Linked DNA regions of Mus musculus: all the other regions are linked to region 2. Evidence: chromatin loops called from intact Hi-C (ENCODE). Cell type or tissue: left cerebral cortex. All regions are shown on one strand.

Region 1 (8,000 bases), 620 kb before region 2:
AAGCCTCATGACTCCAGGACCTCTCCACAGCACCCCTCCCCCAACTCCCCGATCCCTGTGACATTGCAGGTTAAATGGCTGACCACTGAATTTGGGAGGATACCTTCAGATCCTAGCAAAGGCGTTGTCCAGTCTGAGGGTCAGACCCAAGCACAAAGTTCCCTTCTGCCCACGTGGCGTTGGGAAAAACAACCTCTCTGATGGGAAGCTTAGTGGCCTAAGGATTTGGGGTAGGGGGCATGGGAGAGCTTTTTTTTTTCTTCCTCTTCCTCCTCCTTCTTCCTTTAAGAGAATCAATGCAAAGGGCAGAGCAGGAAGTGACTGTTCAATGCCTGTTGTGTGTTGTGTGGCATGTACCTGGCCCACCGCCTCCCCGCACACACATCGGAGTGCAGATGGCTGACCCCAAGGCAAACATTTCCTCTGGGCTTCATGGTGCTCAAGAAACAGTTTAATTTAAAACTGGAGGTTCCGGGTGAGACCAGGTTTTCAGGGGAGAGGGTACTCTTGAAACACTGGAGGATCTGGCAAGGTGGGGACACTATCGAATGTGCCATCAGTAGCTTGAGGTGATGCGCAGATGTCCCCTTCTGGGACATTCCTCTTACGTTTTGTAGTCTCCGCAAGTCTGTCATGGTCTGCTACTTGCCTGGTAGTATCGTCCTTTGAGGCTGACTCCTCAAACGTTCAGTTCAGCACGTCTTCCTGGCTCTACGTCAGGGCTTTCCTCAGTCCTGTTTTATTGATAGGACTGAGCCCCATCACAGGCAGGCAGAAGAGGACATTCCCTCTTGTGACCCAGCTTGGGCTGTGGTGGGGCAGGAGGGGAAGAGGCAGTTTGGTGTTGACAGCTAGCAAGGGTCACCTTCAAGCAGGAGGAACTGGAGTGGGGAGGGGGAAGAGGGAGGGGGAGATAATAATAGGTTTGCTGGGTTTGGCCTGCCCAGGAGGGGTTCTCTTCCTGGTCATCTGCGGGATCCAGGTGCAGAACGCTAGGCAGTCATTAAGGATGCCCTGGGGACTTGGTGGCCTGGGAGCCTGCTGCTTCAGGAGGTGGGGTTTGAGAGGCAGTAGAGAGGAGGGTGGTAAGGGGGGAGGTGTATTCAGGCTTGGAGGCACAAAGGGCGTGTGGAGAGGCTAGCTAAGCAGGTTTGGAGTGCAGTTCGAGGCTCCTAGTCGGAGACAGTGGCTGGCTCAGAAGCCTGTGATAAACAAGGCATCCTAGTTTACCTATGGCCTCTGTATTTTAGGGAGGTTGGAGGGGGACCCCTGCATCCCATCTCTCTTACTTTCCAGAAATTAACGAGCCCCTCCCTTATTCAGAGGCCTTCCACAATCAGCTTCCCTAGGGAGCGGCCTGAAGTAGAAGGCAGCCAGGCAGGGAGGGCTGGAGCCTCCGAAGCCTGCTTATCACCTCCCCTTGGCTCCAAGAGGATAATTACACAGCTCCCAGAGCCCCAGGACTGGGCCAGAAGGCAATCCACACAGACAGCATCTCAAAATTAATGGGACTCCAAGGGGTTTGGGGTGGGGGTGGGGAGGGCCGAGGCTGTGAGAGGCTCAGAGAGAAATCAGATACAGGTAAAGGCTGCCTGGCAGAAGGAGCTAGAACACCATAGGCTAAAGCAGAGATGGAGGGAAAGAGCAAGTAAATTGAAGGCCAGAGAGGCTAAGTCACCTTCCTGGAGTCACACAGCAGTCAGGCTTGTACCCACATACCTCTAATGTAATGCACATGTAGTTTTGATTTACATCCATATGATTTACCTCTGAATTGCGTATAAAAAGTCACATTTCTGTGGTCTGTTGATATAAATCCAAATACATTATAGATAAATATAAATATATTAATCAGTCCGGCTCAGATTCCTTTCCTCTAACTTAAAAATAAGTAAGAACATTTTTGATTTCATGGAGGAGGAGGAGTCACGATCAGAGACCTTAGGTAACTCCCTCAAGGTCACACAGTATATTTTGGGTGGAGCTTCTCTGATAACCAGGACAAACTTCTAAAGCTTGTTTTTCCTAGGAGGCTTATCATAGATGTAGCAGGAATTCCAGTCTCCTAGACCTGGGCCCCCACCCTCTCTCTCCAGGACCCCAGGGCATCTCCTCACAGCTCCATTTTGTCCGTATCCATCCCTTCTTTCCCTGTCTTCTTTGGGTCAGGGTTAGCTTCTCCTGCAGTGGTGGCCTCTGTGGCCCCTGCTCCCAGCCTGCCTCCTGAAGAGTGGCTGCTAATGGCCCTGGAACAGAGGTCAGGACAGGCACACACTGTGACAGATAGGACTTAGGTAGCTTTGACCTTACCTCTGAATTGAGTATAAAAAGTCACATTTCTGTGGTCTGTTGATATAAATCCAAATACATTATAGATAAATATAAATATATTAATCAGTCGGGCTCAGATTCCTTTCCTCTAACTTAAAAATAAGTGAGAACATTTTCATGAGTTGTGAAGATAGGGTGGGCTCCATGTCCTGTGTCCCTTGCCTGTCTTGGGTGGATCCTGAGTAGTGTGGCCTAGAGGATTTGGCCTGAAATCTCTCTTGTGGCTTCTGAGGAATGATGGCTTGTAGTCTGCTGAGGGCGTGTGTGTGTGTGTGTGTGTGTGTGTGTGTGTGTGTGTGTGTGTGTGTGGGTGCTGGAGAGCTCCCTCCAAAGTGGCTTGCTAACATAGCACAAGGCCGGCCATCCAGTGTCTCCATGGGGCTACCAGGGTGTCTGTAGAATTGATGCTGGCTTCTTCTGAGTAAGTGAGGGGTGAGTGGGGGAGAGCTTGTGAGCAATCCCTGGGGCTGTAGGGCAGTTGACGGAGCACTTGCCTAGCATGCCGAAAGTCCTGGGTTCGAGTCCCAGCACCCCACAGATTGGGTGGTTCATGAATGTAATCCCAGAGCTTGAGAAGTACACCAGAAATTCAGGGCCGACCTTAGATACATATTGAATTTGAGGTCAGCTTGGGCCAAAGATTCTGCCTCACAAGGAGAGGGAGGGAAAGAGGACGAGAAAAGGGGGAAGAAATCCCTTTACTGTGCTGGTCTTGTCCCTTCTTGGAAGTCCACAGTCAGCATACCATCATTGTCATATGCTTTGGGTTATAAGCCCCAAACACATTTCCTCCCACAGGGACACAGACACACACAGACACAGACACACACACACACACACAGACACACACACACACAGACACACACACACACACACACACACACACACACATTTCAAATAATATATTTTATTTTAAAGCCGTCATTACCAGCACACCAGAGGTTTTTTTCCCAGCCTAGTTAATCCTGACCCCATTGTCACCTCCACCCCCATTCCCTCTGACATCACCCTCTTCATGGCTGTCTGGAACTGCCTTGTTCCTTGTCTGTCTCCCTGTGTACAAGGTCAGCTCCACAAGAGGACCTCGTCTGCCTGTGTTCACCGCCACCATAGCCTCAGGATCTAGTGTGACCCTCACACCCATGAGTCTCTCGATAAAGCCCTTGGTGGCCCAAGGGAACCAGGGTCACCCTGGCAGAGGAGGGAGTAGTTGAAGAGGCTAAGGTCATATACAACTAGTTCCAGTACCTAGGGACTTAGAAGACGGTCCTTCCAGAAGAGGAGGCTGATTGGCAAGCACGAGAGACCTGCTGAGGCCGGCTGTGCTATATTGTGAGCAGGGGCTCTGGCTCGAGGGGTTAAATGGGGGAGCCAGATTTAGGAAGAGGTCAATTTCCAGTCATGCCAGGTGACTAATGACAGTGTACTCAGGGCCCACAAGGAGTCCTGTCACGCTGTCACTGCCCACTGAGGCTGTTGCTTTTGATATCTCCCTTGATTGTCTCTTGCTGACCTGCCAGGGTGCTAGGGGATGATTCCGGGGAGATGGGCTGGGTCCCAAGTTTACCTGCCTGCCTTGCCTGGATCGGCCTCTGGGTGGCAGCAGAGCCCCAGGCTTGACCGCAGGTTGTCTCCTTGCTGTCAACGCTCCTGGCTTGCTCTGTTAGGTTACCAGCTGTCTTTCCTGCCAGCTAGGGAGTGGCCCCAGGTCAGACGTTTGGGAATTCACGGCTGTATATGCACTTTTGAATCCTTCTAGCTGGATGGTGGATAGCAGGAAGGCCTCACAGAGAGACAGGAGACACCCAGAGAGCACATGGGCGGATATGCCAGACACGGGAAAGAAGATGGCATGGCTGGTGGCAGAGGATTCGGGACACAAGACTAGCCGAGAAGCGCTGGGGTTCAAAGCCTGGAGTCCCCTCATGGTATGGCAGCAGGCAGAAAGGAATGGTCCCCAGCTTGCCAGGAAGGACGCCAGTTGGGAATCAGAACAGGGTCTGAGAGCCCCACAGCTGCAGCTCAAAATGTGCCCAATTCAACCCCAGGCTCAATCTTCAGGCTGGGAGGGCAGCCTGCACACACAGGATGGTCCCCCATGGGTGGGTTCTTCAAGGCACTGTTGCCAGACTCTAGGTGAGATACAGCACTAGAGGACTGGTTTAGACTAGCCCTGACAACAGCTCTCTGCTTTCCCTCCTCAGAGGGGACTTCACCAGCCCCATACCTGCTGCCTGCCAGCCCTAATCCCCCACTATCCCACCTGGCGTCAGGTCCTTCCAGGGGCTTCTGTGGCCTGGAACTTGATTGCCTGATCACAGGTGGTTTTGTGCCCAGAGACTGAAGTCGGTCTGGGGCTAGCAGGGCTACCTGGCTGCCTCTCAGAGCTCGGGGAGTGAGTTCATTCCTGTTTCCTGCCTCCAAGACTGCTGCAGATGGGGATTCCCACAGCCCAGCCTCAGGAAGGGCTTGAGCCTGGGCAGCGGCTGCTCCCCTCCCTCCCACGTTTATGGTCCTGGGTCCGGTGCATGGCTGCCTGCTTACTTTTTACCTGGCTAGCTTTTTCTCATCTTCATGTCTCCATTTAAATGTCACTTTCTTGGAAACAGTCTTAATGCCCCCATTACTCTTACTCAAAGTGCCCTTTGCTTTGTCTTCAGTACATTCATCACACCTGACATTGTGGTTTCCCTGTGTCTGTGTGTGCACGCTAACACCCGGCCCCACAGAACAGACCCTAAGCTCCCTGAAGGCAGGCAGTGTGTTTGTTCCGCTCATCTCTGTACTCTTAGGCTCTCTCCTCCATGTCTGGGACACAGTAGATGCTTTAAAAAATATTTGTTGGTGGAGAGAAAGAGAGACAGGATGAGTTATGGATTCCCCTGGGGACGCCTATGTGTTGGGAATTAATAAAGGCCCACTCCAAAAACTAGCATTTCTCTCGATCATCAATTTTACTTGATGGTAAGGAATTAGAAGCTCCATATTCACTTATTAATTGAATATTTTACATTACAAAAGTAATACATGTTCCTTGTCAAAATGCAATCAATAGGCATTATTTTTATATTGAAACCAACCCTGACACAACATGGCATAGAATGCAAAGTCGGCCTGACTGTTAAGGAGGAGGATGAGGCTTCAAAGACATTTTGAGCCCTAGGGGTCCAGACTGCCTGTGGCACAGGCTTCTCCTCCAGGACGGTTGTAACTTAGATTGCAGGGTCCTCTGACCCTAGGAATCTCTGATTCAGTCTTGGGTGGGGCTGAGGCCCCTGTGGGTGAAGGGTTGGAGAGGGTCTTGTCCGGTAGCTGAGCTACTGTAGAGGCTCTGACTATAAAACACAGCAGGCACTGTGGGCTGGGCAGGCAGATGTTAGTCCAGTACTTGGTATGTAAGCCTGAGGACCCGGGAGCAGATACCGAGCATCTATGTGACTACACTGGATATGGCAGTGAGCATCTCAGTGCTGGGGAAAGGGGAGGTAGGAAGGTCCTGGGTGTGTGTGTGTGGGGGTGTCGCTGGCTAACCAGTATAGCACAGTTGGCAAGCTCCAGGTCCAGTGAGAGATCCTGCCTTAAAGACCAAGGTGACAGAGACAGAGAGATAGTGGTTCAGAGCACTGGCTGCCCTAACAGAGGACAGCCCCCATTACTCACATGGTTGCTCACAACCTTCGGCAATTCCAGTTCCAGAGGATCTGATGCCCCCTGATGGCCTCTGTGGGAATTGCATGTACATGGTGCATAAAATTCCATGCAGGCAGAACACTCATACAAATAAAATAAAAACCCAATTAACAATAACAACAAAAACAAGAAGGGGAGAATGATTTAGGAAGACACACAACATTGGTCTCTGGCCTCCACATGCACACATCACACAGGTGCACTTGTATAGCATGTACCCACAGACACACACAGATACACACAGACACACACACAGACACACATAGACACACACACAGAGACACACATAGACACACACAGACACATAGACACACAGACACACACACAGATATACACAGACACAGACACACAGACACACACAGACACACACACACGGCCACTGGCAGAGGCTCAATCAGAAAGCAAATGCCACTTTTTATACGTGCAAGTTGGTTAAGTAGGCATTTGTTGCACAGTGCACACCCAGAGAGGAAGAAGAAGGCAGACCTGCACCTTCATGGATCTGGGTTCAAATCTTAGCTCTGTGGGTGCAGCCTGGAGGAGTGGAATGTTTTCATGGGGCAGTGGGATGGGGTGGTGCATGGTGCATGGTGCATGGTGCATGGTGCATGGTGCATGGTGAGGAGATTAACAGGAAGAAACTGCCCTGGTGGCAAAATAACAAAAATACCTTTGGGAGCCCGGTGAGTTTATTGTGACCAACCCCACGGTCTGGGTTCAAATCCCATCTCTGCCATTTTTTTACTTATGTGAATTCAGTCAATTCCTTATCTCCCCTGAGTCTACAAAGGGGTTTCCCAGTGGTCATGGGAAAGCTGGCAGGCATGTTGGAATCCTCTGACTTTGGGACACGATGTCATCTGCAAGGTTCATGCTTGAGAACAGTGGGACTGAGTTACAAGAGATGAAAGTCATGAAGCCAGAAGTAAGCTTACCCTTTTGTGATGGGGCCCATTCATAGCTCTCTTCAGCCACACCTACTTAAGAAGGTTGGGCAGCTCTTACGGAATGTTGAGCCTTTCACAGAATCGCCTGGACAATATTTAAAACACCCTAATAGTTGGCTTCAGCTCAGATGGAGTGAGTCAGTGCTTGGAGTTTCATGAGCACCCAGAATGCAGTGCAAGTGTCCAGGGCAGCAGAGGGAGTTCCCACCCACAGTCCAACCCCAGGCTCCAGCAGTCAGCCAGTGGCAGTGTGCTTCTAACTGGACCGCTCTGCTCTTGTCTGCTTTTTGTCCAGGGCTCACGTAGTGGAGACAAAGTGCTGGCAAAATGCACCCAGGGTCGCTGCTTTGGGACCAGTGGTCTCAGACAGGTGTGGACTCAGAAAGACAATGACACAGCGACAGATAGGCCAGGCCAGAGCCAGGGCACACCCTACCCTTCTGTCCCTGCCCTACACTGATTCAGGAGGAGACCTTAATCTGAGCTGTGTTAGAAACTCCTGGGGAGATTCCTAAAGTGTGAGCTGGGGGCAGGGTTGGAGTTACTGACAGGTGTGTGTGTGTGTACGTACATGTGTGTGTATGTGTGCACTTATGTATATGTGTATGCATGTATGTCTGTGTGTGTGAGCATTTCTAGGGCTGGAGAGTTGTCTCGGTGAGTGAAGTGCTTGCTACACAAGTGTAAGGCTTAGCTCAGATCCACAGAACTTATGTTCAGGCAAGTAAGTGGGCCATACCTGTAATGCTAGAGCTCCTCCAGGGAGATGGAGACAAAGACAAGAGGACCCTAGATTCCTGGGGTTAGGGCAGCCTAGAGAGCACAATGGGGAACAAGAAACACTGTCTCAGGGTGAAAGACAAGGGCCGACACCCAAGGTTGTCTTTAATCTTTATGGGCATACTGTGACATTTGAACACTTATATTCATGTGCATGATTTACACACACACACACACACACACACACACACACACACACACACTGGACAAAAGGAGGGGAGCCAGTGCACACCGTGTTAGTGGCTTCTGCGT
Region 2 (8,000 bases):
GATGGGGGTGGGGAATGGGACCCGCGATTCACAGGATTCTCCATACCCACTCCGGGGGCCACCAGGCGCCTTCCCCAGCTGTGGGATGAGCTCATGCAGGGAAACCGGAACCGCCAGGGTTGGGGTTGGGGCAGAAAGAGAAAGACTCGTACCAAGCGCTCTGAGAAAGTGTGGCTCTGTGGAGCAAGTTTTTGGTGGGAATAAGAAGTAGCGTCCACTCCTCCTCCATATCCCCCTCCACTCCAATCCCAGACAGAACCCCGAAGCCCTATTGTACGCCTTTCCTGAGAAATTCACAGGCTCGCCGCCGACAGCTGGTCAACTTGGGTTGCAGAAACCCCCTAACCCAAGTTGCCAACCCTGAAGTCCCTCTCTTAACCCTTCCCAGGAAATGTCCCGGCCTCGCCGCCCGCCATCAGGGTTCCCGGGCTCCTGAGCCTCCAGGATGACAGAACGCCAGCTTGGCCAAATCACTTGATTGCCAGACTGCCTAAACGCAAGATCTGCCTCTCTGGGTGACTCTGGCAGAGGGGGGTGGGGTGGGATGTACATCGGCAGGTGCTTTTACGCTGCGCTCGCCAGGCGGAGCCTTCTCCCCCTGCCATGTTGCTCGCGGTCCTCTCCGGCCTCCCTCATCTCCCTAGGCGTCTCTTCGCCCTAGGCAAGAGTTTGGCGTAGGCAACGAAGGGGCCCTCGTGACTGGCAGAGCAGCCTAGGGTAGACCAGCCTGAGACCGCTGCTGAGGCGGAGGGGGGTTGGTGTGTGTGTGTGTGTGTGTGGGGGGGAACTACGCTGCGCCCTTGTGGGTCTGAAGGCAGCCGCTACCAGCCTGTAGAAGATAAGGGTTCACTTCCTTGGGAGAAACTCATCTGGTTTGGGGCCCTGGTTGGGTGGGTATGGGGGACAAGCAGAGTCCAGTCACTTAAATTAGAGGGTAAATTGTTCAAGGGACTCGTACACAACACTTCCATCAATCCCATACCCGCTCCCGCCCCCAATCTCAGTATACATCCCTGCGGTTTTGTCTTAGACTAGGGGTAGGACTGCCCTGGACTGAATGAAGGGACCATTCACCACCCCCACCCCTCCTGTTTCACTCACCCTTCAATTCTTAACCCTGTCTTCTTCTGTGTCCACGAACCCATCTCCTGGGGTGGGCTACAGCTAGCTGAGCTCCAGAGTGTCCTCCCCAGACCCAAGACTACAAGTTCAAAGCCAGTACCCAAGATTTTCTCGCAAGACCCACGACTCCGGGGAACTGCAATCTTCTTTGGTTACCTCTCCCCAGACAGTATTCCCATTTCCAAACGTGGAGGAGGCGTGTGTGTGTGTGCCTGAGTATGCAAGAGTGTGTGTTTCTGTGCGTGAGTGCGTGTGTGTGTGTGTGTGTGTGTGTGTGTGTGTGTGTACACGGGAGGGGATGTACTGATGGTGATCTTTTACATGAAAACCGGAGGACTGAACTTAAAAGAAACTGGTCAATTGTAGAACAAATAGGAATAAACAACCCTTTAGATGTAATTTGTGGTTTATTAGGGGGTGCAGGTGGCGCTGAAGAACACCCCCCCATCCAGTTTTTTTTTTTTCCTTAACTGCGCCTCCACCCCCAGCATTTGGAGCGGCGGAGAAGCGGCTCCGGAGTGATTAATCCGGGGATAATTCACCCCCCCCCCGCCCCCCGGCGCGAACCCCGCGAAGCGGGATTGGAGCGAGTCATTTCCGAGAGCGCAGCGCGCCTCTCCCCGGCCGGGCGGACACTTGGTTCATTCCAGCCGCAGAAGCTCAGGGCTCCCGCGTACCGGGATTTTTTTCCCCCCCTCCCGGAGCAGGAAGAAAAAAAAAAAAAAAAAAAAAAAAAAAAGCTACAGAGCTCTCCTGACCTCCTTTCTCCTCGGCGGCGGGCGAAGCCTCTCCCTCGGGCTGCTGGCCGCGCTATGCCGCGCTCGCGGGGACCGGAGCAAGGATGTTGCGGCTGCCCGGCAGTGAGGGCTCGCGGCGAAATCGGGATTTGGGCGCTTGTGCCGGGTACCGGGAGTCGCTGGGGCCGCCCGCCGCCACCACCACCGCCGCCACCACCGCCGCCACCGCTGCTGCTGCTGCTGGGCTGGGGGCTGCTCAGTGCCTCGGCTGCCGCGGGTGAGTCTGACCGCGCCGCCCGCCCCACCCGAGCCCACCCAACCTCGACGCGGTCCCAGTCCCTTCCCCCACCTCGGCTTGGCTTCCTTCTTCCGATTACCCACCCTGCTGCTCATCCTCCTCTCTGTCTGCCCAGATCACCTACTCCATCTTCGACCACATCCTCACCTCTACCCTCATGGATGTCCCCAACCCCAGCTACAACTTAGCCGGATCCGGCCGGTATGGGGGGCCTGGGAGACAGACATCCCCCTCCATGGGTTGCGGGCCACCTGGACTGTGGCTTCAGTTTCTCCTGTCTCCCAGCCCCCCAAGATGCCAAGCTTTTCCGGGATAAACTTTCCCAGAGCCATACTCCCCCATCTCTCCCCATTCCGCCTGGCACACCCGTCCTGGGGGTTGGAGAGTCTCGGCGCGCCCCCTCCGCGTCTGGAGGGTCTGTCTTTCCCTGCCCCCGCCCATTTTCTCCGACCAAAGCCTTTGCCCCCGCCCAAACAGCCCTGAGACTGCGGTCACCACCCACCTCCTCAGACGCCCTCCGCCCGCCCCCTCGGTGCTTGGGCTGGGGGCGGGATGCAGGTGGGCGCGCGCCCAGGTCGGGGGTCCGTGCAATCTTTCTTGAAGGGCTCATGTGAAGATCTGAAGGGGGGTTGAACCACTGGAGGTGGAGGAGGAGGTCGTGCCGGGTGGGGAGGGAGGAGGGGGAATGTCACTGCCAGGGTCCGTGCCGACACATCCCCTCTACTGGCTCCTACTCCGCGCCAAAGTGCCCTTTCCCGCGCCCTGCTGCAGCCAAACGCCTGGGCTGCGGCATCCGTGGCTCGGGTGGCAGACTCGATCTCCTTAAGCCAGCCCGGACAGACCTGAAGGGTGTGGAGAGTCGCGGGACTTTAGGATGGATGTGTGGTTGCAGCTTACAGTTCCTGGGAGAGAGGCATGTGGACCCTTTAGTGAGCCCAGTTGCTCTAAAGGTTGTTGGTTTCAACTGGTCTTCTACTTTACCCACGGCACCTTCAGATGCTTAGCCACAACCTAGAAAGTTCCGTGTGCCCGTGGGGGGACCGGTCCAAACGGGGATGCCTGGAGCTGCGTTTTCACTTTACTGGATGCTGACACCCGCTGGGGAAGAACACCCGAAGCACCTGATGCCTGGGCCTGGAGCCGGGACACCCCGCCCCACAGTAGTGGTTTTGTTGTTGTTGCTTGTTTGCTTGGTGTTTTAAAACCACAGGTTGAGCCTCTCAAGCCTTGTCCTGGGCCATCCCCAAGCCCTGGCGCTTCTTGGAAAGTGTGCCCCCTCCCGTGGTTGGCCAGTGTGTGGTAAAAACTCTCATGCCCTCTCTGGCTTTCAGCATCTTGTGAAATGTCCCATCAGACGTTGTCATTCACCATATAACCATTCAGTGTTGGGGTTTCCTGTCAGGGAGGGCTCCCCAAGACAGTCTTGTCTGTTTATCCCTACTTGACCGGACTTTCTCAGGTAATCCTAAGAAGTCATAGCCACTGACACCCAGAGAGGGGCGCCCGCGGTGCGCGTGCCTCTCTCAGCTTAGGCCTCTCCGCACACCCACACCCACCGGGAGGCCGCTCACACCAAATGCTTCTGGTCACCAAGACTTATCACATGAGCTGTGGGGTCCGTTGTTACTTGCTGTGGGGCCCATTGGATGTTTGTCCAGGCAAAGGCCCCCTTTGCCTTGGCCAATTGGAACTTGTTTGGGATTGCTAGATTTGTTTTCCTTGCTAGGTTTGCCCCTGCCCCTTTGAGTATGCCATGCCCCTGGGGAGAGAAAAAGGCCAACTCACCCGGGCCTGCACAGTATTCTGCAGTGCTGGAAGGCTGCCTTTTTGAGATCCATTTGTCGTTGTCTCTTGGGTAGGTACCTAAGTTGGAGTGTATGTGTGTCTAAAGGAGGGGCAGTTGCTCTCTGGTGGGCCCAGACCTGGCTCCCAGAGCGCTCACTTCTTTTGGAAGCTTTCCTGTGCATTTCCACCAACTATCCGGCCTTGTAGGCAGCAGACATTTGGAAATGGAGTTAGTGAAGGGAGGTGGGCAGGAAGTGGTGTGAGAGGTATGGGAGAGGCATTCTTTTTGTGATCTCTGCATACTGTTGACCATGAAATGTGCTTTGGGGCATTTAGTACTTCCCTGGGCTGGAGAGATGGACTGTGAGGATTTGTGTGTATGTACGTGTGTGTGTGTGAGTGTGTGTGTGTGTGTGTGTGTGTGTGTGTGTGTTTTCCTTGTCCATGCCTGTTTCCTTCCTCTCCATCCTTCCTGGCCTGCCTCCCATCACACTCCTTCCTCCACCGCTGTAGGACCCCAGCCTCCCTAGAGACCTCTCTTCAATTACCTGCCCCCCCACCCCCACTTTCCCTCAGTCATCCTCTCTCCTTGAAACCTGCTTCCCCTCGGCCTGCAAACACCTGTATCTTTCACATAAAACACACCAAGAAGATGTCTTGCTTGGCCTTCCTGAGCCCATTCAACCACTGTCTGCCCAAACTCTCTTCAAAGGCGGGTATTTCATCCATTTTCCCTGCTCCTAGCCATTCCCTGTAGCTTGGCATTGAAACGTACCTATCACCCGATCACCTCACTGCTGACCCCCCTGTACTTCCCCTGCCTGTGCCTATGGTCCCGGCCCTTTGAACCACTCCATTGCAGTCCGTTAGGATTCCGGGTTTCACCACCTCTCCCTCTCTAATACGAACACTCAGCTTCCTCCTTGAAGTATGGTGCCCAGGAACAATCAATCAGCCGGTCCTCACTCTCCTGGTGAGCTCAGCCTGCTTAGTCCTCTAATACTGTTCACATGCTTCCAGACAGGTCTGTCCTGCCAAATGTGGTGTCTGCTGCCTTCCTAGTGTGTAGATAAGCTCAGTCTACGCAGCCTGCGCAGGCACCTGCCCTCAAGGCACCTTCTCAAGGCCGGAGCACTCATGTCTTTCCTCCAGAGATGCCCAGGTACCCAGCCTTAGGTGGGCCCTCCTTTCCTTCCATGTTGTTGGCCACTGAGACCTGAAATTAGACACCCTCCTTTCTTCTCCAGAACTGCTGCTTTTCTTTGGAATGAGAGCCTAGGAAGAGAAAGAGAGAGAGAGAGAGAGAGAGAGAGAGAGAGAGAGAGAGAGAGAGAGAGAGAGAGAGAGAGAAGGCTGGGATGTCTTCTCGCTTTTTAAAAATTAGGTATTTTCTTCATTTACATTTCCAGTGCTATCCCAAAAGTCCCCCATAACTCCCCCCCCCCACTCCCCTACTCACCCACTCCTACTTCTTGGCCCTGGTGTTCCCCTGTACTGAGGCATATAAAGTTTGCACGACCAATGGGCCTCTCTTTCCACTGATGGCCGACTAGGCCATCTTCTGATACATATGCAGCTAGAGACACGAGCTCCGGGGTACTGGTTAGTTCATATTGTTGTTCCACCTATAGGGTTGCAGATCCCTTTAGCTCCTTGGGTACTTTCTCTAGCTCCTCCATTGGGCGCCCTGTGATACATCCAATAGCTGACTGTGAACATCCACTTCTGTGTTTGCTAGGCCCCGGCATAGTCTCACAAGAGACAGCTATATCAGGGTCCTTTCACCAAAATCTTGCTAGTGTATGCAATGGTGTCAGCGTTTTGAGGCTGATTATGGGATGGATCTCCGGATATGGCAGTCTCTAGATGGTCCATCCTTTCGTCTCAGCTTCAAACTTTGTCTCTGTAACTCCCCTCGTTCTTTAGAAGTGCTTTCAACTAGGACAGATATTAAACTCTATATTAAGGAGTTCTGATTTTTTTTCTCCCATCTCCTCACCTTTATGGTTTAAAAACTAAATTTTAGCCAACGTCTTTTGCATTGCTTGTCACTTAAGGGCTAACTTTTAGTCTGTCTCTTGCATCAGAAGGACCCACTGTTCTGTCATGGTACCCAGTTAATGTAAAAGTGTTGGTCTCAACTACAAAACTGAGCACCAAGGAACAGTGCTTTAATTCTCTTAGTAGCCCCAGCACCCAGCTCTGCCAGGCCTGCTCAGCATAGAGCTGCTGTTTGACGGACAGCTCTTCCACCAGCAGATGGTTTTCGAAATTCTCTTCCGTGGACTGTTTTCCAGGGATTGTTGATGCAAGACCGAGTTTCAGGGATGAGGGAAGCCAGCTGTATGTAGAGGTAACACAGTGACAGACCCTGACTTCCCAGGTGTGTTTCCTTACAACTAAATGTCACAGGTTGGTGAGCTAGTGTTCTAGGTTCTAGAAGCATAGCCACAAGTCCTCAAACCCCACCCCCTGTCCCCAGCTCCCCACAGGGGAATGCCCAAGGAAAGGCGGTTAACTGCTCAGTCATCAAGGTGTGTTTGGGCTTGAAGTCTCATTTACAGTTGATGTGTCTGACTGTGTGTGTGTGTGTGTGTGTGTGTGTGTGTGTGTGTGTGTTAATAAATAGGCTGACTATAGCTTAGTAGGCAGTTCTGTAGCTAGGGTTGGTGACTGTATGACTGTTCAAGGGGAAGCTAGAATTAAAGAACTGGAAAGCTTAGTGTGCAGGGTCTTAGACACTGATGGGTTCTGTTGGTTCAGAGGAAGCCAGCAGGTGGCTTTGACAGCAGCGGCTCCTGTGCCTGGCTTACCCACTTCATCGTCACCGTCATGGTCATGAGAGCAGGCTTCAGGGAATCCAATTGCTCAGCAGAATACATGCTCCTGTTAGAGATCTGGCTGATCTTCAGAGCTCTCTGAGGCACAGGGATCCCCAAACTCCAAAGAAACAGTCATTCCCATGATAGGGATAAGATTCCAAAAGAGAAAGAAAGCTGACCAGGGCTACACTTGCCTTGGGAAGATACAGCTTAAAAGGGGAAGACGGATCTGAGCAGCAACACGGAGGACAAAGGAGGCAGGCGGGGAGGCTGCGTGCTTTTAGCATGCATCCTTCGAGCTAGGGTTTTCAGAAACTTGTCTGGGCAGCCAGGGGAGTGACAGCTTTAGCTAAGGTTCACCGAGAGCTCACTGGTAAAGTCTCCAGCTCTAATGGATTAAGTCAGTTTCTACAGCAGTGTCCCAGGCAGGATTTGGACCCAGGTCTACCTGACTCAGGATCCCTTATACATTCCTACAGATGTCATTCATCTCCGGGGACACACGCGGTATCAGCCACTTGGAATCCTCCTGCCGTGGACCCTGAGCTTCTAGTCATCATAAAAGCCATACTTCCTCCATCTTCAGTGCAGATGTCTGGGATGAGTGCAAAGTCACTTTGTTCTTAAGGCCGGCCAACAGCTATCTAGGTAGAACTCGGCTGCTGGGGCTTAGGCTTGCCCACATAGTGTGAGAGTAAAACCTTTTTCACCTTCTTCCCCAAGACCCTATGAGCTTCAGTTTCTTGCCTGAACTTTGAAGTTTCTGGGGGCGACAAAGCCCTCATTTATACTTTCTCCCACATGGCGTAGGCCCTAAAATAGTATGGGGTTTCCCAATCCAACTTCAATGGCTCATTCTTCAGGGAGAGTCCTGGGTGGCCACCCCCAGGAGCCGTAATCAGAGAAGTGCTTCTGGTACAAGCCGGGTGCATCAAGGCTACTCACATCAAGTCCAATGCTCAGAAAGCCATTGTGTCAGGTCTTGAGCCATCGTCATCCGATGCCTGGGTAGAGCAGGAGCTCGTGACTCCTGGCTCTCCTTTTTGGGGAGAGTTTTCCCACTGAAAACTCCATTGCACTTTCCACTTCGCTGTTGCTGTATCCTTAGCAAATTTGAAACTGAACCTGATCTTTAAGAGGCCGTCAACTCTCTTCTAGAAATCACCATGAGGAGTGTGTGTGTGCATGTGCGTGTGCGTGTGCGTGTGTGTTACTTAAAATAACATAGCTACATGA
Region 3 (8,000 bases), 450 kb before region 2:
AAGCATCAATGCATTCCACATGCCTCTGTAGATTCACAATTATGGATGGAAATATATTTTAAAAATTGTGTCTGTACCAAACACAGGCCCTTCTTTAAGTGATATACTTTACCAATGAGCCCTTCAGGATTTGCATCCCGTTAGCTGTTGTAAGTAACCAAGAGACGCTGTAAAATGCTTGGAAAGATCTGTATATACTAAAGGAGAAATTTGAGTCATTTTGTGAAAGACTCTTGTATAACCATGGGTATCGATGTCTGTGGAAGGAAACCTAGAACCAAGCCCTGGTAGGTACAGGGGACAACTGTAGGTTATACTTTAAGGATCACACAGAAGGGTTTGCTAGTTTCCTTTTTTGTTGTTGCCATGACAAAATACTTGACAGAAACAAAGTAAAGGGAAGAGGGTTTATTTGGTCTGATGATCACAAAAGGGGCTTGTTTGTGGTTACTGGGACCCTCGTGCTTGGGCAGAACGTCATGGGGGCAGATGGTGGTGGCAGGAGTCTCACATGGCCAGCCTAAAAGAAGAGAGATGCTGGTGGTAGGTTTGCTGTGCATTTTAACCTTTTAATTCCATTGAGCCCCTAGGCCATGGGATGATGACCCACATATTCAGGATAAGTCTTTCTTGCTCATTCAGTTAATCCTCTCTACAAACATCCTCACAAGAGGCACCCCTCACCACAAGCTCTGATTTAGATGATCCTATACCCCTTCAGGTTGACAATGAAGACGTACTGTGACAGTTTCCATCAGAAACATTCCACCACCAGTGCAGTTCAAAAAAAAAAAAAAAGAAAAACAACAACAACAACAACAACAACAACAACAAAAAAAACCAAAAACGTCTGTAGAGCCTGCATGGAGGGGCATGGCAGTGTGCCAATAAAACTTTATTTACAAATAAAAGTTTGTCCACTCTGTTGTAAAACAACTTCAACTCTTCCTGCCACCGACAGATGGCGCCAGCAGCTCCTCTTGGCTGTCATTTGCTTTGTTAGAGCATGTTTGCAGTGTTTGTGCTCAGATAGAAGGTGTTTTCCAAATGTTATCATTATGACCAATAAGTGCAGAGGCAGCTAGCATGTTGGAAATGCTACTTCGAAGAGACATATGGTTACGATGGAAACCAAAGTGGAATAATAATTGCAGAAATTGGAAGCAGTGAGAAAATGGATGTTGTAAGTGAAAATGGGGTAATTTTTTTTCCAGACAGTGGCATGATTGTAAAGGAGTAAATCAAACAACATGAAAAAAAATATGCTTGCCCATGCCATCAACAGTAATCAGCCAAATAAGATGAGGTAGAAATGGTGAAAATCAAAAGAACAGAAAAATCGAGTGCGGGGCTAGAGAGGAGCGGAGCAAGAGGAGCTCCTCAGCTTCGTGTGAGTTCAGGACAGGACAGGAGCCGCCATGATGACAGGAAGACGTTGGAGAAAGGGTCCCAGCTGATGCAAGCCATGCATGGCTCGTGAGGCTCGGAGCCCCTCAGCCTACACAAGGTCGGTGCAATGATGGTGCTATGACGGCTGCCAAGGGCTTCTCCAGAAAAGACCTTGAAGGAGGGAGTTACCTGCTCTGATAGATTTTTAAAGTAGGAGGACCAGGGCTCTCTCAGAAGAGCACACACCAGAACCAAATGGATTCTGGGAAGCACCGAGCCGTTCTGCTGTTTGATGGAAATGGACCTGGGGATTACAAGTTAGCCCTTGCCAGGTTTATTATGCTGGCAGATAAATGAATAGCAGACTTATGAATGGCTCTTGGGACCTGAAATTGTTGTGAACAATTTCACATGCATAAGCATACAGACACAGATATATGCAGATACACATACACAAATATCTGACAGAAAAGGTGTGTGTGTGTGTGTGTGTGTGTGTGTGTGTGAGAGAGAGAGAGAGAGAGAGAGACAGACAGACAGACAGACAGACAGACAGAGACAGAGAGACAGACAGACAGACAGACAGAGACAGAGACAGAGACAGAGAGAGAGAGACAGACAGACAGACAGAGACAGAGAGAGAGAGACACAGAGAGATATGCAGGCAGAGAAACAGATAAGGGCTAAAATCTGTTGCTTGCTGAGCACAGTCTCCAGATTTCAGGGTGGGAGAAACCCTCTGCTCAGCTCTTCCCCCTCACTCAGGATCAGGAAATCGGAGTTTGAGGAGGAAGGTTGCCGAGGAATTGGGTTAACTCCGGCGGTGCTCAGGGGACCTGGAAACAGGAGGCAGACCAGGTTGGAGTCTGAAGGTGGTGGATCTTACAAGTCTATGAGCCTGAATGCTACTGTTGGAAGCTTCCAGCTTCCTCTGTATAAAGGAGGATACACGCTTTCTTGGGAGCAAATGGGAGCTGCTTCCATCCTGGGGAACAGAGAAGACTGGGAGGAAATAGATGCACAGACTAAAGAGGAGAAAAATCAAGGTGCTGCAATGACCTGGCAGATTCCAAGCTGAGATGGTAAAGATGAAGGATCAGGAAATGCTGGTCACAGGGGACTTGAGTTCCCACGAGCAGGGGATTAGTCCTGAGGCTTCTCATACAGAATTGGCAAGGATGCAATGATGAGATTTTTCATGTTTCAAAATCCATCACACACAAAAAAAATAATGTTTGTGATGAAGTGGACATATCAACTAGCCCAGTTTGATTCTTTTATACATGCATATCAATGCATCCCATTGGGGGCTGGGCAGTTGTAGAGTGTTGTGCCCGGCACGTTCAAAGCCTTGGGTTTAATCCACAGCACTGTGTGAATTACCACATGGTGGCACATGCCTGTAATCCCAGCACTCCAACTGTGGAAACCAGAGGATTACAAATTCAAGGCCTCCTTGACTATACGTGGGTTTAGGCCAGCTTAGGATATACAAGAGGCTGTTTTTAAAGGAAAAAAAAAAACCCCTCTGTATCCTATAAATATGCATAATTGTTGCTTCGAAATCTTAAGTCAGTTGAGAAAATAAGTTCATGAAAGACAAGTTTCAAGGCATGTCTGTGTGAAAGCGGGCAAGAGAGGGTATAAGACAGTTCTCCCCGGAGGAGCAGGGGCTGGGCTGGTGGCAAAGCTTTCTTTGTGGGCCAGCTTTGGGAAGCGGTGTTGACTTGGGAATAGAGCCGTCTACTTGTGTTATCTCAGGATCTCCTGGCTGTAGTTAGGATTCTTCGGGTGGCAAGTTGTAGAAACCAATTTGAAGTATCTTAAGGAGAAAATATATTTGATTTATTGAAAATATATTCGGGTGTCTCCTAGAATTTAAAGAAGTCGTTGAATAGCCTCGGAGGGAGAAACTTAGCGGTGACAGCTCGGAGATGCATTCACCAGTAGGGCGAAACTTCTCTGGCTTTAGACAGTGTGGGAATCAGAGGGGATAAAGCTGGAGATGGGGCTGCTCAGGACCCAACCTCTACCAAGATCTGAATTCCTAACGCTTTGCCCTGGGGATGTCATGGCTGCTGTTGTTGCTTGACCCCCAAAGAGCTGCTGTTAGCGAGACTCATTCTCAACTCCAAGCCTTGTTCCCTGGTTCACATGGATTGGTTTACATGTGCTTGTGAGATGGAGTCGCATTCTTCAAATGTGGCTGCCCAAGAGCTACCCCAGTGCACCCTGGCAGCAGGTCGGAGATAAGGAAGGCTTGGTGCACGATTCCACTTTGCTCATGCAGGAATCAGGGAGTCTGAGTCTGGATTTGAGTTAATTCTGTGGCCTTTGTCTCTGAGTTAGCACTCTGCCCCTTGATTCTCTCCCTGCTGAGTAAAACTGACCTTCAAGCGAGACATCTTGCTTTCCGTTTCCTTACAAGTACGTACCACACTTTCATTTTAAGCATTTTATTGAAATAGCACTTGGTAAGGCACTTATCATGCAAGCATGAGTATCGGAGTTCAAAACCAGGAAGTGTCACTGCGTGCTTGTAACCCCAGATCTGGGGAGGTAGAGACAGTCAGATCCCAGGGACTCGATGGCTAGCCAGCCCAGACTAAGTTTAAGAAGGCTGGTGAGAAATTGAACTAAAGAGTCACATCTGAGAAACAATACCTGAAGTTGACCTTTGGCTCCCACATGCACACATGCATGAACACACACACACACACACACACACACACACACACACACATACACCACACACACACACACACACACACACACACACACACACACACACACACACCTATTTGAGCTTACCCACCCAGTCTTACTAGACAAGAATTTATCCCTAATTCTTACTAAGAAACATGAGGGAGAATAGTGTAATTGTGTGAGAAGTCACACACTTTTGGGACCCTCCATCCCTCCGTCCCTCCATCCCTCTTTCCCTCCTGCCCTTCCTACCTCCTTCCTGTCTTTTTGATGGGGTTTCACTATGTAGTCCAAACTGACTTTGAGCTTAAGATTGTTCTGCCTCAGCCTTCTAAATCAGGACCACAGCTGTTCTCTACAAGGTGGCCAGGCGCTTGGGATCTAAGTCCATTCTGTGGTAGGAGGCAGCTAGTGACTCCTACTTCCGTTGAGTTGCTACTGGAGGCTGGGCAGCTGGTTATGCTTTTTCCCCACCCTGCCGGGAAAGCTCTTCTCTCTAGCACCAGGCTTGAGTTGGACCCAATGTGGGAGCAGAGATGCCTTCTCCCAGCGGCTCATTCTTTCCAGGGACAGGCAAAGGCAATCCCGCTGTAGAGCCCCTCAGGGAACACCATTCTGGGGAAGGTGGATGGAGAGAACTAGGTCCCCACCCCTACTCATACCATCTTTACTTTTTGGTGCTAAAAGGCTTGCTTGCTTGCTTCCTTTTCCCCTTCTTTTCTTTTTTAAAATTATGTGCACATGTGTATGCATGTGAATACAGGTGCCTGTGGGAGGCGTAGGCACCCAGTGCCCTGGAGCTGGAGTTACAGGCAGCTATGAGCCGTCCGACATGGGTACTGGGAGCCAACTTGGGTTCTCTGAAAGGACAGTGCATGCTTTTAACCATGGAGTCATCTTCCAGGCCCTGCAAGCTTTCCTATAAAGATGAAAGTCCTCTTCCTTGGGCAGAACTCTCTGTATTTATAGGCAGTAGAGCAAGGCTGCTGGTGTGGGCTGCTGGGGAGGTGCCACAGACAGAGAAAGAGAAGAAGGCCGGCTTGGCCGTGGTTCGATACGCCACTATTTTCTGCCAAAGAAATAGATCCTTAAAGTAGTTAGGGCACAAGAGCTGTGGTGTGAAGAGACCAGCCTGTGCAGACAGGACGAAAGGCAGCAGAGTCATGGGTGCAGGGCAGGAAAAAGGTTCTTGACTCCTCTGCTCACACATGCCTCCATGGTTCCTAGTGTTTGCTTGACTCCTCTATTCACACGTGCCTCTGTGGTTCCTAGCGTTCGCTTGAACCACAGTGATGGGCAAGGGGGAGCTCACTACCTGTCAATCAGCTCCGTCTTTCCTCCTACGGCTGCTGGTTTGGAATCTCCTCCTACTCCAGACTGCCAATCATGAGGTCCTCAGGCCTCTGTGATGGGACTGTTGCCCTGGCCAAACCATCGAAAGCATAAGTCTTAAGCGCAGACTTGAGAGGAGCTTTGTGAGTGTCTTTCCCCACAGTGCAGCAATCTAACAATACCGCCATGTCTCCGAGGCAGTGGGCTGGATTGCATTAACCTGTCCATCCTTGCATCTCCTCTCTTACCTTGGATACCAGCATGAACAGGCTCTGGTATTCATTTTGGCCATAAAGTCTGTTTTCTAGGGAGACCAGGGTGCCTTCCTTTTTAAAAAATAGTGAGTATGTTGTCAGTGTCTGGCCTTGTGCTGGGAATGAAAACTTGTAGCGTTTCTGTGTGACTGTGATCTATTTGGATCAACTGGTCATGGGGAGAGCCATCCTTGAGGTTGCCAGGATCTGCAGAGAAGGAAGAAGTAGGTGTTCTTTGGGGTAGGATATGGTGAGCAATGGAACCAGCCGCTAACAAGGCACATTTCAAAAGGAGTTGACTGCCAGGAGTCAGTCTCTAACCTGTGTTTTAAGGCCAAGCTCTTGGAGTGTATGTGTGTGTGTGTGTGCATATGTGTGTTTGTGTGTATGTTTGAGTGTATGCATGCTCATTTGTGTGTATGTGTGGATATATGTGTATATATATATATATGTATATATATGATATAAATGTGTATGTGATATGTGTATATGTGTGTGTGTGCATATATATGTATATATGCATGTATTGTGTGTATCTATGCTTATGTGTATATATATATGTGTGTATATATGTGTATGTGTATATATGGTATGTATATTGTGTGAGAGCGTATATGTGCATGCAATATGTGTATATATGTGTATGTATATATGCATGTATTGTATGTATCTATGCTTGCTTATGTGTATATATATGTGTGTGTGTATATGTATGTATGTGTATATGTGGTATGTATATGTGTGTGAGAGCGTATATGTGCATGCAATATGTGTATATATGTGTATATTTGTATGTACATGTGTGTATGTGGTGTGTGTGTGATTTGCTCATGAAGCATTTGCCCGTGTCCTCCTGCTCAGCTGGGGGAAAGTTTCCTGGAACCTACTTACCTGAGACAGTCAGTCGGTGCCACGGCAGGAACAAACAGTCTTCTGAGTCTTGGCTTCCAGCCAGGGATACCTTCCAGATGTTGTCATGGTGATGCTGGAGTCAGGAGATGCTCACCAAAAGAAATAAATCCCTTCTTCCTCTCTCCTAAAGCAGCATGTGCAACCTCTCCCACTGTAGGCGAAGGTGGAGGAGTGTCTCTATCATCACAGATGGCTGGACGTGAGCCACTTTCCAGCCAGACTTCTGGGACTCTCTGGGAGCTCAGTGCCCAGAGAGCACCACTCATCTGGGTCAGAAATCTGGGATCACAGGGTTGACAGAGTCTGTCCCAAACTGAGATGATAAAATGCTAAGTGTAGAGTCAAATGTACTTTGATAAAAGAGCATTGTGGGAACTTGTAGATCAGGTTGTCTATTCTAAGCTAGTGAGAGCTGGCTCAGTTGACCGAAAGCCCTAATGATGGCATTAGCGTGTACAGAAGACACTCAAGAGGAACATGCAGCCACATGGACCTGGGTGTGCTGAAGTTGCCCAGAGGCACACCCACTACCACATGGTGAAGGATGTAAGATAGACAGGGATGTAGTCAGTGCAGGTTGGCAGGCAAGCTGTGCCACCAGACTGTGCAACGGTGTGGGAGGAGAAATGGGAGGGAAAGAGAAGTGTCACAGTTTGGACACTATAAAGAGAAGAGGAACTAGAAATGCAAGGATGGTGAGGAGTAGCCTAATGGGAGTAGCCTGCCACAAGCCATGTTGTTGTCCTAGGGCTGCACAGAGCTGGCTCTGTCCTTTCTTTGCCTGTGCAGTGTGAGAGAGCTGGCACGGAGAATGTGAGATCAAGTGAGCTGGTTCCACCCCTCACCAGCTGAGCAGTGGCATAGGCTCAGAAGAGATGCCATTCCAGAGCGGGAAAGCTGGCCCCATCCACACCTCACCCAGGCAGCGCAGTAGAGCTGGTGGTGTGGGCAACAGAGAGCTAACCCTGATGTGTGAAGAGTGGGACAGCTGGCCCTGCCCCTAGCTGGACCAGTTCTGGAGTACAGCCTGAGCATGGGAGAGCTGGCCCGCTGAACAACTCAGCTACCACCCAGGCCCAGATCCAAGGCTTTGAGTTGGTCCACCCTAACATCTACCCCATCTATGAACTGCTGGCAGGATCTCCACGACACAGGGCAATGACGGGATATTTGAGAGGAGTCCCAGTATTGACAGAGTAGCAGAAGCCAGAGGCCTCCAGGCAGACCAGTGACTCATTGCAATGAACGTTTATTTGCAAGTAGAGCTGTGTGACAAAAGGGTTACAGCCCACGCCACACAGCGGCTTCTACAGCAAGATTTCTATTTTCAAATTAATTAGTTAATTAACTTTTGTTTTTATTTTTTTGTCTTCCTTTTTGGAGGTAGGGGAGAGTTGCAAGGGCGGA

The links. A loop is a pair of places that touch in the nucleus more often than their neighbours do. Peaks named below come from ENCODE experiments on the same cell type or tissue, not always from the same donor. Only the 100,000 strongest peaks of a DNase experiment are listed, where the experiment ranks them.
Region 1: it touches region 2 in a loop (3-fold over the local background); 4 of 42 quality-filtered maps call a loop at or near these places.
Region 3: it touches region 2 in a loop (3-fold over the local background); 3 of 42 quality-filtered maps call a loop at or near these places.

The regions. Positions count from the first base shown.
Region 1 is chr4:127,364,613-127,372,612 of GRCm38, forward strand. No RefSeq gene overlaps it. Among named protein-coding and RNA genes, the nearest start is that of Gjb5, 10 kb to the left of the region's middle. In left cerebral cortex, CTCF peaks have their summits at 3,920 (motif pointing right) and 6,047 (motif pointing left); a DNase peak (open chromatin) is centred at 3,965.
Region 2 is chr4:127,986,136-127,994,135 of GRCm38, forward strand. It overlaps Csmd2 (CUB and Sushi multiple domains 2), which reads left to right and starts at 1,909. Exons shown (of 71, transcript NM_001281955.1): 1 at 1,909-2,136. The coding sequence starts at 1,935. It also overlaps a transcript of CK137956 not described here. In left cerebral cortex, CTCF peaks have their summits at 591, 3,648 and 6,716 (motif pointing right); DNase peaks (open chromatin) are centred at 676, 1,328, 1,776, 2,489 and 5 more places; H3K4me3 peaks cover 4,243 bases; H3K27ac peaks cover 3,068 bases.
Region 3 is chr4:127,536,214-127,544,213 of GRCm38, forward strand. No RefSeq gene overlaps it. Among named protein-coding and RNA genes, the nearest start is that of 1700080G11Rik, 65 kb to the left of the region's middle. In left cerebral cortex, a CTCF peak has its summit at 965 (motif pointing right); DNase peaks (open chromatin) are centred at 981, 2,241, 4,566, 4,911 and 2 more places; H3K27ac peaks cover 1,144 bases.